Regions from separate parts of the Homo sapiens genome. Here region 2 is linked to region 1. A link is an interaction called in ENCODE POLR2A ChIA-PET data of the cell type or tissue named here. Cell type or tissue: A673. All regions are shown on one strand.

Region 1 (8,000 bases):
AGGCTCTTTTCAAGCACTCCAGTCTCTGCTTAAGGATTCCAGAATGAAGATTTTTAAGTTAAAAAAGAGACAATTTTCCAGAACTGAAAGACAAAAACCTCTATATTAAAAGGGTCCAATGAGCACCAAGAACAATGAATGAAGACTAACCCTTGGCACCTCAATGGCTAATTTCTAAAAACCAAGGATAAACTTCCAGAAAGAAAAAAAATATTACATACTTAAGCTACTTACATGGTTATACTCCAGTCTTTGACATTCCCAATATCTGAAAACCTTTCATGATCCAAGTTTGAGCTTCCCATTCTTTAACTAACTTCTTCTACCTTCCTGCTCACTCAATCTAGTACTCTAATAACTGTTGGAACTTACCAGGATCTGTAATTCACTGACCCCACACCTTCATAGGGTCAGTCTTCCTCCTCAAGTTCTTAGTTCCTAATTATATCACTAATTTCATTGTGATGTTGTTGTATAACAATGCTCCTGGGGTGTTGTATAACAATGCTCCTTTGTCCTTTCACTATACTAATGTGACAAAACCCCAATCTCTGCAAATGCCATGCCTGCAGCTGGGCAACTGAATGTGGCTGGAGAGTAGCACAACGCCATGCTGACTCTTCCCACTTTAAATCCTTGGTCACCAACCTCAGGGAAGCCTTAAGGCTGCCTGGCAATTCTATTACATTTCTCTAGTCCATTCACTCTCCTGCTTATCTGGCAATTATTTTAACCTCCTCACATCTCTAATACATCTCCTCATCGTAGCAGATCAGTTTGCTTTCCATTTTACTGAAAAAACAGTTTGCACTCAGAAAATTTCTACAAGCTCCTACTACCATAAGGATCCCCTCACCTGCACTGATGCCGGCACCCTCTGCTTTCCTCCTATTTCTTTACTTTATTTTCTTTCTTTATTTTTTGAGACAGAGTTTTGCTCTTGTTGCCCAGGCTGGACTGCAGTGGTGCGATCTCGGCTCACCACAACCTCTGCCTCCTGGGTTCAAGCAATTCGCCTGCCTCAGCTTCCTGAGTAGCTGGGATTACAGGGGCACGCCACCATGCCCAGATAATTTTTTGTATTTTTAGTAGAGATGAGGTTTCACCATGTTGGCCAGGCTGGTCTCGAACTCCTGATATCAGGTGATCCACTCGCTTCGGCCTCCCGAAGTGCAGGGATTACAGGCGTGATCCACCACGCCTGGCTTGCTTTCCTCCTATTTCTATGGAAGAACTGTCCATGTTATCCAAAGACCAATGCCTCCACCATCCCCTCACCTATTCCAAAATCTCTTCGACAGCACCAATTTCCTCCTTTTTATGAGATTATCCCCATTAGTAGAGAAATATGTTGATATTTTGTCCATCTTCTAAAAAATACCTTGGCCTAATGTCTCCCTGTAGCTACCATCCCACTTATCTGTGCCTAGAAAGAGCTACCTTGCTGTCTCTAATTTATACTCACCGATTCTCTCTTGAGCTAATACATTATATTATATGTGTGAGTACTGCAAAATATTTGAAAGATAAGCTAGAACATTTTGGCCAATTAGCAGTAACACATAAAACCTAAGAGTTTATAGAAAAAGAAACAACTATTAATTTTAGACAAAGCTTTACAATTATATAAGAAAATAAATGATCATAGCCAAAGCTCAACAATACTTACACAGTCGTAATTTAAGTAAATAAGCCAAATATATCACTGCAATAGAAAAGCTAGGGAAAGAAATGTAGATATGGAAGTGGGAAGTGGAAGTCAATGATGTTTAAAATGATAAATTTGGAGAAAGCTATTGGAGTAACAGAAGAAAGAGCTTAAAAAAGTTGGGGCCTTTGAGTAATAATGCTGAGGAAAAAGAGGGATAAGAAAAGAAACTTCTGATTGTCATTAGAACTTTTTAGTATATTTGACTTGTTAAGCTATGTGCATGCATTACTTTAGGAAAATAATTTTTAAACAATAAATAACTCCAATAAAGTACAAATGACTGAAACAAGTGAGTTCTGTAGTTCGTGTGAGGGGAAAGGTCTCTGGGAGGCTATGAAAATTAGTGGGGGGAAAATAATGAACTTGAAAGAAAACTGTGGTGTAAAACAGGCAATATTTCACACCAAAATAACCATAAGCTATGAAAAGTTGGTCAAAAGCAAGACAGCAGATGCAACTAACATCCCCAGATTCATAGTAAATATGGGATAGATGCTTCCAGGACAATATGGATAATGGGTAGCATTTTCATTTAAGAGCTAAATCAGATGAATTTCACAACTGGTACATGTATTTTAAAAATATATAAAATGAGCATTTTGATATCCATTTCTGATTGGTTCATGGTCATCCTGTGGGAAGTCTCATCTAAACTGAACTTACACCATAACTAGGCTATTTAAAGGCTTGATTTAAAATGGTCTTCAGAGTGTACATATTAATGTATCTTGTTTATAATTCTTATTCCAACATGTTTGTTAAATTAAAACAACTTTCTTCCAACGAACATATAGTTTTTCATGAGTATCTTTTTTTTTTTTTTTTTTTTTTTTTGAGACAAGGTCTTACTCTGTTGCCAGGCTGGAGTGTACTGGCATGATCTTGGCTCACTGCAACCTCCGCCTCCCGGGTTCAAGTGATTCTCCTGCCTCAGCCTCCCGAGTAGCTGGGACTACAGGCGCACACCACCATCCCCGGCTATTTTTTGTATTTTTAGTAGAGATGGGATTTTGCCATGTTGGCCAGGCTGGTCCCAAACTCCTGACCTCAGGTCTCGATCTCTTGACCTTGTGATCTGCCCACCTTGGCCTCCTAAAGTGCTGGAATTACAGGCATGAGCCACCATGCCCGGCCTTCGTGAGTATCTTTTATGTTCACGACATCCTTGTGACTTAAATGCATGATATAGATTGTCCCTACTCCCTTCTTTCAGAAAATTCTTTTCACGATATAATTCTACATCTCTGTTCTTACCCCAAGGATAGCAGTTAAAACTCTCAACATAATACACAATAAGCCTTTAACTTATACTGACTCAGAACAAATTAAGTCCCCAAATCATCAATGCCACTCTTCCCACAACCCTCTGGGTTTTCTTCAGAGGTTTTAGTTCTTCAATAGGCAAGATACATCACGTTCCCATCACAGGGCAAGAGAACGCTGACAAAAATAAAGATCTTAGCTGAGAAAAGTACTAAGTAGCTGGGTGTGGTGGCTCATGCCTGTAATCCCAGCACCTGGGGAGGCCAAGGCGGGCGGATCATCTGAGGTCGGGAGTTCAAGACCAGCCTGACCAACATGGAGAAACTCTGTCTTTACTAAAAATACAAAATTAGCTGGGCATGGTGGCACATGCCTGTAATCCCAGCTACTAGGGAGGCTGAGGCAGGGGAATCGCTTGAACCTGGGAGGTGGAGGTTGCGGTGAGCTGAGATTGAGCCATTGCACTCCAGCCTGGGCAACAAGAGCAAAAGTCCATCTTTAAAAAAAAAAAAAAAGAAAGAAAAGAAAAGTACTAAGTAATAAAAATACACCAATTCACAGACCAGACCAGAGGCTTTAGGTTTCTTTCTACTAGGAATATTATACTGTTATATAAAATCAGTTTTCTAGTTAACAATTCACTTAATTCTTTACCACACGATCCAGTAATGTCACTCCTAGAGAAATTAAAACTTATGTTCACAGAAAAACCTGTACAGGAGTTCTATTCATAATTGCCAAACACTGGAAACTATTCAAATGTCCTTCAGTGGGGGAGCTAATACCAACTGTAGCACAGCCATACAACAGAATACTTCTCAGCAACAAAAAGGAACAAACTGTCAATATATGCAACAGCCTGAATCAATCTCAAAGACATGATGCTGAGTGAGAAGAAGCCAGTTTCAAAAGGTTACATACCATATGATCCCATTTTATTTGACATTCTCAAAAAAAGACAACTGACCAGGCGTGGTGGCTCACGCCTGTAATCTCAGCACTTTGGGAGGCCGAGGCAGGCGGACTGCTTAAGCTCAGGAGTTCAAGACCAGCCTGGGCAATATGGTGAAACTCCATCTCTACCAAAAATAAAATAAAATAAAATAAATAAATAAAATAAAATAAAATAAAATAAGCCAGGTGCGGTACTGTGTGCTTGTGGTCCCAGCTACTGGGGAGGCTGAAGTGGGAGGTTGCTTGAGTCCAAAAGGTGGAGCTTGCAGTGAGCCGAGATCGCGCTGCACTCCAGCCTGGGCGACAGAGCCAGACTCTGTCTCAAAAAAAAAAAAAAAGCATGCTATTAAAAAACAATATAAACTTAATTTTCGACATTCCAAATGAGAGATCAAAAGTTTCCCAAATGCAAGAAGTTATATGATTATTGCCTTCTTGAGGAAAAAAAAGTTCCATTTACATTAGCAACAAAAATTATAAAATAGCTTGAAATGAATTTAACAAGCATTATATAAAACATAGATGAAAAAAGTTACAAAACCTGAAAACAAATTTGAGACACATGCACATTCCTGAATAGAAACATTTGGCATTAGCCGGATGTGGTGGCTTACACTGGTAATCCCAGCACTTTGGGAGGCCGAGGCGGGTGGATCACCTGAGGTTGGGAGTTTGAGACCAGTCTGACCAACATGGAGAAACCCGTCTCTACTAAAAATACAAAAATTAGCCGGGCATGGTGGTGCATGCCTGTAATCCCAGCTACTCGGGAGGCTGAGGTGGGAGAATTGCTTGAACCCAGGAGGCGGAGGTTGTGGTGAGCTGAGATCACGCCACTGCACTCTAGCCTGGGCAACAAGAGCGAAATTCCGTCTCAAAAAAAAAAAAGAAAGAAAAAAAAGAAAGAAAGACTTGGCATCATTAAAATATCAATTTCCTCCCAAACTATTAATAATTTATAAAACCAACTAAACCCTCTTTTCTGGTTAGCGTGGCATGAGAACCCATAAGCAGCAAAGTCTCTCACGACACCCTGGATGAGGCGGTGCAGGAAGTCCTGCACGGGAACCAGTGAAAGTGCCCCAAGTTCCTGAAGATGGTGGAGTTGCAGATCAGCTTGAAGAACTATGACCCCCAGAAGGACAAGCGCTTCTCGGGCACCGTCAGGCTTAAGTCCACTCCCTGTCCCAAGTGTGGGTCCTGGGGGAACAGCAGCACTGTGACGAGACCAAGGCCACGGATATCCCCCCAAGTGGACACTGAGGTGCCAAAAAAACTCAAGAATAAGAATCTGGTCAAGAAGCTGGCCAAGAAGTATGATGCATTTTTGGCTTCAGAGTCTCTGATAAAGCAAATCCCACGAATCCTCGGCATAGGCCTAACAAAGGCAGTAAAGTTCCCTTCCCTGCTCACACACGATGAAAACACGGTGGCCAAAGTGGATGAGGCGAAGTCCACAATCAAGTTTCATATGAACATGTTATGTTTGGCTGTGGCTGTTGGCCACGTGAAGATGACAGACGATGAGCTTGTGCATAACATTCACCTGGCTGTTAACTTCTTGGTGTCACTGCTCGAGAAAAAACTGGCAGAATGTCCGGGCCTTATATATCAAGAGCACCACGGGCAAGCCCCAGCGCCTATATTAAGGCATATTTGAAAAGATTCTACTGCTACTAGTAAAAAAAACAAAAAACAAAAAACCAACTAATCCCATGAAAACTAATCTAATCAAAATTTCATGCTCTGTTTTTAGAAAATGGCAACTTAATTCTAAAATTCATGTGGAAGAGTAAATGACCAAAAAAAAAAAAAAGCTATGAAAATTTTGAAAAATAAGAGTCATTGGCCGGGCGTGGTGGCTCACACCTGTAATCCCAGCACTTTAGGAGGCTGAGGTGGGCAGTTCATGGGTTCAAGAGATCGAGACCATCCTGGCCAACATGATGAAATCCCCTCTCTACTAAAAATACAAAAATTAGCTGGGCGTGGTGGCACACACCTGTAATCCCACTTACTCAGGAGGCTGAGGCAGGCGAATTGCTTAAACCCGGGAGGTGGAGGTTGCAGTTAGCCGAGATCCCGCCACTGCACTCCAGCCTAGCGACAGAGCGAGACTCCATCTCACCAAAAAAAGAGAGAGAGAAAAAAAAAAGAATCATCAGGAGGGGAACTTGACCTAAAACATACAATCCACAGCTGCAGTAATAAAAACACCACAGTATGGGTATAGGACTAAATAAACAGACTGGAGAAATAACAGGACACATATGAGAATTTATTATGTGTTAACGCAGGTATCTTCAATTGTTGGGAGAGAACTGATGGTTCTGGGACAATTGTAATCCAAGTGGAAAAAAAAAGTCAGATCCCTACACCTAATACTAATCTTCCCAAATACATACCACATGAATTAAACGTTAAAATGTGAGCCATAGGAGGAGTATTAGAAGAAAATACAAAACTGGTTTTTTGTTTGTTTGTTTGTTTTTTCGAGACGGAGTCTCACTCTGTCACCCAGGCTGCAGTGCAGTGATGCAGTCTCAGCTCACTGCAAGCTCCGTCTCCCGGGTTCATGCCATTCTCCCGCCTTAGCCTCCTGAACAGCTGGGGCTACAGGCGCCCGCCACCATGCCCAGCTAATTTTTTGTATTTTTAGTAGAGACAGGGTTTCACCGTGTTATCCAGGATGGTCTCGATCTCCTGACCTCGTGATCCACCCACCTCGGCCTCCCAAAGTGCTGGGATTACAGGCGTGAGCCACTGCACCCGGCCTATAGAACTGTTTTTTAAGTCACGGGACAAATCTTCAAGAAGACATGAAACCCAAATGTAATAAAGAAAAAGATTAAATGATTTTGCCACATAAATACTTAAAAACTTCCCTAAAACAAGAAAGACATCATAAACAGTTAAAAGGAGTAATCTAGGGAAAGATATTCATAACCTACATTAACAGACACATCAGACAGATGACTGAAACATAAAGGGTTTAAATCACTAAGATTAAAAAAAAAGAAAAATGAATAAAGGATATAAACAGGAAACTTGTTTTATTTTTATTTATTTTAGAGAGTGTCCTCTGTTGCCCCGGCTGGAGTACAGCGGTACAATCATAGCACAATGCAGTCTTGTACTCCTGGGCTCAAGTGATCCTCCTTGCCTTGGCCTCCCAAAGCACTATGAATACAGGCATGAGCTACTGCGGGTGGCCAGGGAACTTGCCTCAAAAAGAAATTATGAATGACAAAAATATATAAAAAGATCATAAATCTAAGTAGTGAAAAGGGAAAAAGCAACTTCTGGTTTTCTCTACACCCTTTTTTTGTCCATACGTGCTATGGTTTGAATGAATGTCCCCTCCCAAACTCATGGTGAAACGTAATTGCTGTTGCAGCAGTACTAAGGCATGGGGCCCTGGAGAGGCAATCAGATTGCAAGGGCTCTGCCCTCTTTTCTTCCTTTCTCCTCCTCTTCCCTTCCTTCCCCACTCTTTGCCCTTCCATCACGCCCTTCATGTATCAAGAAGGCCCTGGCCAGATGCAGCCCCTGGATCTTGGACTTCCCAGCCTCCACAATTGTAAGAAATAAATTTCTTATCTTTATAAATTACCTAGTCCCTGGTATTGTGTTACAGCAGCAAAAACAGATTGAGACCTTCAGATAGACAAAAATTATCTACAGTGTAGAAGCATGTACGAAAATGAACACTCTATTCCATTTTGGTAGAATAATAAAGTAGGTACATCACTTTTTATTCAAAACCAATTTAGTAGTATCTATTACAATGTCAAATAGTCATCCACTTTCACCCAGGACTTCCATTTCTAGGAATTATCCTACAGAAACACTTAACAAGGACACGCAATGCTAAAGAATGTCCACTGCAGATCTGTTTGTAACAACAAAAATTTAGAAACAACCCTAATGCCCACTGATAGGAAATAAACTATGGTACCACCATAGCCAGGAAGACTATGCTGCCTTTAGACTAATATGTCAGATCTATGAGTACTAAGACCCAGACATGGTCAAGGTACATTACTAAGTAAAAAAACTGTCATCATGTTCC
Region 2 (8,000 bases), 100 kb before region 1:
TCAGTCCCTCTCATCACGGCTTGGGCAGAGCCAGCCTGACAATCGCTGGGGTGGTGTGGGCCCCACTCCGAGGTGAACACAGGGCTGAGGGCATGGCTGGGCAGGCCTAACACTTGTGTTTCAACGCTCCCCTTTTCCCATGTTGACTCTCAGAGTGGGGCACTCCTAGAACCACCGGTGGTCAAACAAGCGGAACCCCTAATCACCCCATGCAGGCCTCTCAACGCACTGTCCGGGGAGGCCGAGAAGGCTGGGCCTGGCTCAGGACCACTTCTGAGGCAGTAAAACTCTGAAGGTGGGTGGGGCCTTGGCTGGCCTGTGGCGCCCACAGGGCCTGGACCCCCAGCTCTCCGGGCCCCACTCTCCTCCCTGTGCCTCACGTATTTTATCTTACTGCATTAATTCTTTTGGGGACCAGGCAGGGCCTAAAATACACTCCCCTCAGTGGGGGAGCTACAGTCGTCTGCCTGTGCCACTAGTTCCACGGAGCCTCCAACCACAGTCTAGACAGCCTTCCTTTTTCCTCAGACTCCGCAGACTTTAACAGGCAATTCTCCTTGAAAGCACTGTCAAACATGGACAGCAAAGGACAGTATCTAGGGGCGGCAGGGACACAGGGAGATGTTCTGGCTGTTGGACACATCTCCCTGCAGGGCAATCTGGCTGCACCAAGCCCCACCTCAGCTGTCCCTCCTGTCCACTCAGGGACTTCCCAGCTAGGGAAGGAGTCCACGGCGGGGTTTCCGCAGTGGCGCTCCAGACACTTGGGCCGGACCACTCTGGTGGGGGCCGTCCTGTGCGCTGCAGGACGTCCAGCAGCAGCCCTGGCCTCCAACTGCTGCATGCCAGTAGTCCTCGCTTCCCCAACTTATGACAATAAAAAATGTCTAGACATTCACAAATGCCCCTTAGGGGGCAAAACAGCCCCCCTTCCTCGAGTCCCGTTGCCCTACAGAAATATAAGTGAACAATGACTGAGAACAGGGAAACTGTAAGGGCTTGCTGACACTGAAGAGTGGCTACAGCCCCACCCCTCCTCTGGGGTCCTGTGCAGACAGGGAGGACAGTGTGAGGAATCTAGTGAGGTGGTGACATGCTGAGAAAAGCTCAAGAGCAGAAGCAGGTTATAAAACAGCTTGTGCTCTGAGATCCCACACAGAATATGTATGGAAAAACCCCAAAGAACAGTAGTCACTGTGGGTGGTGGGGTAACAGGTGATTTCCTTCTTTATATTTTCCAAATTTTCTACAGGGCACATGTATTACTTATATAAGCCAAAATAATGTTTTTAATGGTGTTTTGTAGAAAATGCTGTCATGTGTTCCAGTCTGCGGAAGCCCACCAAGCAGCAGCAAGACTTTACCACTACCACGGCCTGAGGCCTCACAGACAGGGAAACTCAGGTTCAGAGAGGAAGACAGACCGGTCCGGCCTCGCCGGCTCTAACTCCTGGGCTCTTTTCACTGCTCTTCTGAGAACATTCTAGCCTCCCACAGTTGGGACCTGCTTGTCTTAGCAGTGGCTTAAAAGGCTGCACTTGCCCCTTCTGCATTTCTATTTCGAGCCAGCGGGCACTTCCTAAAGCCTCCCAGAGCACCCTTCAGGGGTTGCACATTGGACCCACATGGATGTGAAGTGAGTCTCCTTTTCTACAGGTAAAAAGAAAACAGTAATTTGATTGGCAAGAAGTCTTTTGGCCGTGAGGTTTCCACTGAGCAGATGACAGCATTTCAGCTTAGATAAGTGAGGCTTTTTTGGTACTGCTGAGAAGGCTGAGGCTTTTTTTCTTTTTTTAGACGGAGTTTTGGTCTCATTGCCCAGGCTGGAGTGCAATGGCACGATCTTGGCTCACAGAAACCTCCGCATCCTGGGTTCAAGAAAAGTCTCCTGCCTCAGCCTCCAGAGTAGCTGGGATTACAGGCATGTGCCACCACACCTGGCTAATTTTGTATTTTTAGTAGAGATGGGGTTTCTCCATGTTGGTCAGGATGGTCTCAAACTCCTGACCTCAGGTGATCCGCCCACCTCAGCCTCCCCAAAGTGCTGGGATTACAGACGTAAGCCACCGTGCCCGGCCAGGCTGAGGTTTTTTACACGCAGACTTCTCAGTCTGGCTAGAGGCTTTCTGCACTCGCAGTGACTGAACTTTTTTGAGGCGGGATTTCACTCTGTCACCCAGGCTGGAGGGCAGTTGCACGATCGCGGCTCATTGAAGCCTTGACCTGCCTGGGCTCAGGTGATCCTCCCACCTCAGCCTCCCAAGTAGCTGTGTGACTGCAGGGACGTGCCACCACACCTGTCTAATTTTTTCTATTTTTTTTTTCTTTGTAGAGACGGGGTTTTGCCATGTTGCCCAGGCTGGTCTCGAACTCCTGGGCTCAAGCCTTTCCCCTGCCTCAGCCTTCCACAGTGCTGGGATTACAGGTGTGAGCCACTGTGCCCAGCTGGTTGGACTCTTTCCACCTTTTTCCCCAAACCCAACTTTGTATTGTTTTGCTTGGGTTCAGAAGTCCTGATTTTCACACCCTTTTCAGGCCTGGGGATTTACCAAAATTTAAGGCTTAACAAAAATTAAGGCCCCCCAAAAGATAAAAGTGCTACTGCCAGTGGCACCTGTCTCTGATTCACCTTCATGGCACGGATGCTGGTGGTCCCCTAGCAGCCATTCTCCCCTCTGCTTGAGTGACAGCGCCCTGGTTTCCAGCCTGCACGCAGCTGCCTGGCTGTGAAAGCACACTTTCAAGACTCCCATGCAGCTAGGGGTGGCCAGGTATCAACGTGCTCCAGCAGCTGCCCAGGCTGTGAGGACAAGGCCGTCCTCGGTGCTGTGGGGCGAAATGCCTGCGTGTGTGCAGCCTGGCACCAACTCCTGAGGTGCTGGCAACATTCCTGCTGTGGTGAAGGGGCTGCAACCCTGTTCTACCATTCATGAATCCCATGCAGCGTGGGGTTCGGCTTGGGATCCTGCTGGGCTTGCAGAGGAATTGGCCCAGTGGCTCCAGGTACTCCACACCCACTTGCACTCAGGACGGCACCAACCCCTCCAGACGTGTTTGTTGCCTGTTTGCCTAACCTGGGGCAGGGCTCCCACCTGCATGTCTGCTCTCTGCTTCCCACAATCGCCCGAATCCCCTCTGGGAGGACTGCCCTGCCTGCCCAGGCCTCCTTCCCGGAGGGCCTCCTTCTGCATCCCTCTTCCCCTCCGGCTCTGTCCTGTCTCTTCCCCATTAGAGGACTGCTGGGCTGGTGAGCCTTCTCTCTTGAGAATGCGGCCTGCTCCCAGGGCAGGGCTTAGGTCTTGCTTCATTACTCTCATTCCACCTATACTCAGCTGCACCCATTACTGGTATATGTGGTCTGTGTTAACACACATCAAAGCTATTCCGGAAATATACAACTTATAGCAAAAAGACAGAAACTCCCATTAAAATTAAAATGAAAAGTCTAGTTTTGTCAATACTTTTGACCCATCGACTACCCAACATATTAAATGGCACTTCAAATGTGTTACACTCTCAAAAAGAAAAGAAATATAGCAATCAACTCAACCAAAAAAAAAAAAAAAAAAGAAATAATAAAGGTGGTGCTACTCATCTATACCCAAAATTGTTCCTTTAAAATGTATTATTTTTTATTTTTTTTTTGAGATAGGGTCTTGAAGTCACCCAGGCTGGAGTGCAGTGGGCAGGATCACAGGTCACTGCAGCCTCAATCTCCCGGGCTCAAGTGATCCTCCCTCCTCAGCCTCCCCAGTAGCTGGGACCACAGGAGCGCATCTCCACGTCTGGCTAATTCTAAAATTTTTTTTTGTAGAGACGGGGTGTCTCGCCATGTTGCCCGCCCAGGCTGGTCTTGAACTCCTGGCCTGAGCGATCCTCTTGCCTCGGCCTCCCAAAGTGCTGGGATTACAGGTGTGAGCCACTCTGCCTGGCCCCAAAACTGCTGTGCTTCTGAGGGACCCCTGTGCTGCAGCCCCCACCCAAGTCACAGCAGCAGCACCTACCTGGGGGACAAAACGCTGTGGCAGAGGGGCCAGAGTCTGGCCTGACCCTATTCACTCTTCCTTGGGATCAGAAAGGAGCATGGGGATTGCTTTCCTCTGTTCTCTTGGCCTTGACACAGGATAACATGACTAACTTTGTCAGCAAAGTTCCAGTGTTTTGGTTAAATTAATGAAATATACAGGTGGAGTATCCCAAATCCAAACATCTGAAATCTAAAATACTCCAAAACCTGAACCTGAGTGCGGATGTAATGCTAAAAGGGAGTGCTCACTCATGCATTTCAGAGTTCAGATGTTCAAATTTGGGATGCTTAACCAGTAGGTATAATGCAAATATTCCAAAATCTGAAAAAACCCCAAACCCGAAACACCTGTGGGTGGTCCCAAGCATTTCAGATAAAGTATTCCCAAACCAGGAAATGCAAGCCAGCAAAATGTGCCCTATGTACTTAGTGATATCAACACAAAAGGACACACAGCATCACCATTCTGGGGAGCAGCAACTCCCACCCACAGCGACAGGCTGAGGAGATGTCCGAGCAGCATGGGACAAGCTTGTTGGAGCCCTCTAGAGCCCACAGAATGGAGGTAGCAGAGGAGTGGCCAGTGGATTAGGGTGGAGAGCACGAGAACCACATGTCCCAGAGACAGCCGAGCTGTGTACTAAAGAGCAGCGGAGGCCAGCCTGTAGCAGGGGAGTGACTGGCAGAGCAGAACTCGCGGAGTGCACAGGTGCGTTTGGGAAGGGGTGGAGTGGAGGGTGGTGGCGGGTTGGAAATGCTCTCTGAGGCATGCTCCACCCAGGGACTTCTGGTGCCACATTAATGAACATGACTACATATGCTCCTACTTCCCAGCTGACTTCCATGCAAAACATAACTGCTTTGAGAATGTGCTCACGCCTACCCACGCCTGCTGGCAGCTTCCTCCTGAGAGGAGGCTGAGGCGAGTCAGAGCAGGCCTTGCTTTGGTAGGCGCCAGCACAGGCAGTCTCATGCCAGGCTCTCTGGGTTCGCCAGGCTCTGGCTGTCTGGTGCAGCATTAGTCTGCTTTGGTCTGGCAGCAGCACAACCCTGCCCAAAGCCTGCTAGGTCACTCCCTAATGAAGTACTGGGGAATGAAGGCCCCTTCACAGAAGTGCAGTGTCTCAGAGTCTGAGACATAACATGTTGGGCTAGTGACAAGAAAGAGCCTGCCCAGGAGTTGGCGGCCCAGCCGCTGCCCCCACGCCTGAGTTGGAGATGAGCCAGGCCCCTGGCGCCTGCCTCTGCACGTGCCACTCCTCTCTCTCCCACTGAGCGGACTCGGTGCACCGCCACCTCTACGTGCCTCCCCTGTACCCAGGCCTGACTCCCTTCGGCCAGGGCCCTGGCCTTCCTGAACGCAGCATCAGCCCATCCTAGTATCACACCAGTGCCCCTCGCCTCCCTGTGCGATGAGGTAGTCGAGGCCAGGAGGTTTTACCTTGTTTATTTTTGTATCTCCAGGGGTCAGCACAGAGGTGCTTCTCCTACCTTAACCCTCAAAATATGGCTACAATGAATGAACACATGAACAAATGATTGATGAGAAGTCTTCCTGTCTTGTTCTAGAACACCTGAAAATAACTGGGGCAGCTTAACTTGGAGAAGCAAGAATTTAGGGAGGAGGCCGGGTGTGGTGGTGGGCGCCTGTAATCCCAGATACTTGGGAGGCTGAGGCAGGAGAATCGCTTGAGCCCGGGAGGCGGAGCTTGCAGTGAGCTGAGATCACAGGAGAATCACTTGAACCTGGGAGGCGGAGGTTGCAGTGAGCTGAGATCGCACCACAGCACTCCAGCCTGGGCGACAGAGTGACACTCTGTCTGGAAGAAAAAAAAAAAAAAAAAAAAAAAAAGAATTCAGAGAGGGAACACATTTTTAATCTTCAAATACTTGTCTTTTTTTTTTTTTTTTTTTTTTTTTTGAGACGGAGTCTCACTCTGTCGCCCAGGCTGGAGTGCAGTGACGTGGTCTCAACTCACTGCAACCTCTGCCTCCTGTGTTCAGGCGATTCTCCCGCCTCGGCCTCCCAAGTAGCTGGGACTACAAGCACGTGCCAACACACCCGGCTAATTTTTGTATTTTTAGTAGAGACGGGGTTTCACTATGTTGGCCAAGCTGCTCTCGAACTCCTGACCTCGTGATCTGCCCGCCTCGGCCTCCCAAAGTGCTGGGATTACAGGCGTGAGCCACTGTGCCCGGCCTTGTTTTTGTTTGTGAGATAGAGTTTTGCTCTGTCGCCCAGGCTGGAGTCCAGTGGCGTGGTCTCAGCTCACTCCGACCTCCACCTCCCAGGTTCAAGTGATTCTCCTGCCTCAGCCTCTTGAGTAGCTGGAATTACAGGCACTGCCACTATGCCTGGCTAATTATTATTTTTTGTATTTTTAGCAGAGACGGGGTTTCACCAGGTTGGCTAGGCTGGTCTCGATTCCTGACCTCAAGTGATCTTCCTGCCTCAGCTTCCCAAAGTGCTGGGATTACAGGCATGAGCCGCCGCGCCTGGCCATTGAGTCTTGAATAGTTAAAACTTCCAAGAGGAGGAGACTGCCAGGGTGGTAAGGAGGCCCATGTGCACGCGGAGCAGCAGAAGCAGCCGAAGCAGCTGAACTCCCCCCACAGGTCCTGGGGGCGGGCTGTGAGCGTCCCGGCACTGCAGGTGCCCGCAGATGCAGGCGGGGCACAGGATGAGCCATTGGAGACTTCCCTCTTGCTTGAGAGATGGGTTCTAGAATGCTGTTTTAAAATAACTCTTAGAGGTGGGTTAAGTGGGTGGAATATAGATAGAGCAGGAAACTGCAGAAGGCACTGGCTGGGGGAAAGAGTCCCCTCAGAGATGAGGATGAGTTGAGTTTTTTCTCTGTTCAGTGACCGCGCCCCCTGCCCCCGCTCCAGCGAAGCCCCCTGTTTATCAACCCACTTGGTCAGAAGACATTTCACCACAGCCAGAAACCAGGTATGAATGAATACCCAGGGAGCTGGAAACGCAAATAAGAACCTCAGAACTTATAAGCAATCAGCCCCATCACTCTAACAACAATAACAACAACAAAATAAATCAACAAAGCTTACTGAACCAAAGCCAATGGCAACAAAGAATGCTGAAGTGGCCCCCAGATTCCCCTGGCTCCACCCTCAGGACCAGCTTTCCTTCTTCTGTGAGAGACCCGTGCAGGCCCTTTAACCAGCCGGACTCCGCTCGGAGGGTCTCGCCTCGGCCTGGTGCTATGACTGCTGATGCCTACACAACTGCTTCCCCTCCTCACTAAACCCCAGCTCCCATGCTGCCACCAAGCGGCAGGTTGCTATTCTTTCCCGGGGTTGAAATCCAAATACTACCTGGGCTGTGTGACTCTCTAGTGTGGATGCAGATTAGGGTGGTAAGCCAAAGGGTTGAACTCCCAGTTCCACACCCGATGGGAAATGTCATCTCTACACAGGGTCAGCTACTTCATGTCCATCGCACGCACCACCACCACGTGCATGGTCTGCACCTGACCCAAGCTGAATGATGGACATCACCTGTGTAAGCATCTTGATGAAGGGAAAAGCTCACTGGGTGCCAGTCCCATCCCTTCCGTCCTCTGGGCCTCAGTCTTCTCTGTCAAACAGGCAAGACTCAAAAGGCTCCTGGAGACCCAACAGGCCAGGCTATAAAGCAAGACATGACCCCAGAGCAGCCACCTATCTCATCCTTGGGCCAGCCGGGGCAGGGGCAGCTGGGGGGACCTCAGTGACACTTTTGACTGCAAGCCACTGAAAATGTCTTGTACTTGCTATGTATCTCCTGCTTGCTTCCTATCATTTTTTTTTTAAAAAACACTAATTGTGCACTAAGTGCCTTTGCCAGGCACTATTCTAGGTACTTGGAATAGAGGAAAAGAAAAAGGATGAAGATCGCTGCCGCATGGGGCTCACATTCTAGTAAGTGTGGGGAGAGTAGCCACAAAGGGCAACACAACTGTGTAACTCATGCTGA

The links. Peaks named below come from ENCODE experiments on the same cell type or tissue, not always from the same donor. Only the 100,000 strongest peaks of a DNase experiment are listed, where the experiment ranks them.
Region 2: POLR2A ChIA-PET joins it to region 1 with 12 read pairs; 7 of 35 experiments call an interaction of 5 or more read pairs at or near these places.

What each region holds. Positions count from the first base shown.
Region 1 is chr14:103,409,696-103,417,695 of GRCh38, reverse strand. All of the region lies in intron 2 of MARK3 (microtubule affinity regulating kinase 3), which reads right to left. It also overlaps the pseudogene RPL10AP1. Among named protein-coding and RNA genes, the nearest start is that of MARK3, 28 kb to the right of the region's middle. In A673, no CTCF peak of the experiment used is centred here; no DNase peak of the experiment used is centred here; H3K27ac peaks cover 449 bases.
Region 2 is chr14:103,510,104-103,518,103 of GRCh38, reverse strand. LOC112268130 (a long non-coding RNA gene) reads left to right here and starts at 6,454. Exons shown (of 2, transcript XR_002957595.1): 1 at 6,454-6,579; 2 at 6,890-8,000. RefSeq lists an enhancer at 1-360. In A673, no CTCF peak of the experiment used is centred here; a DNase peak (open chromatin) is centred at 4,973; H3K27ac peaks cover 1,603 bases.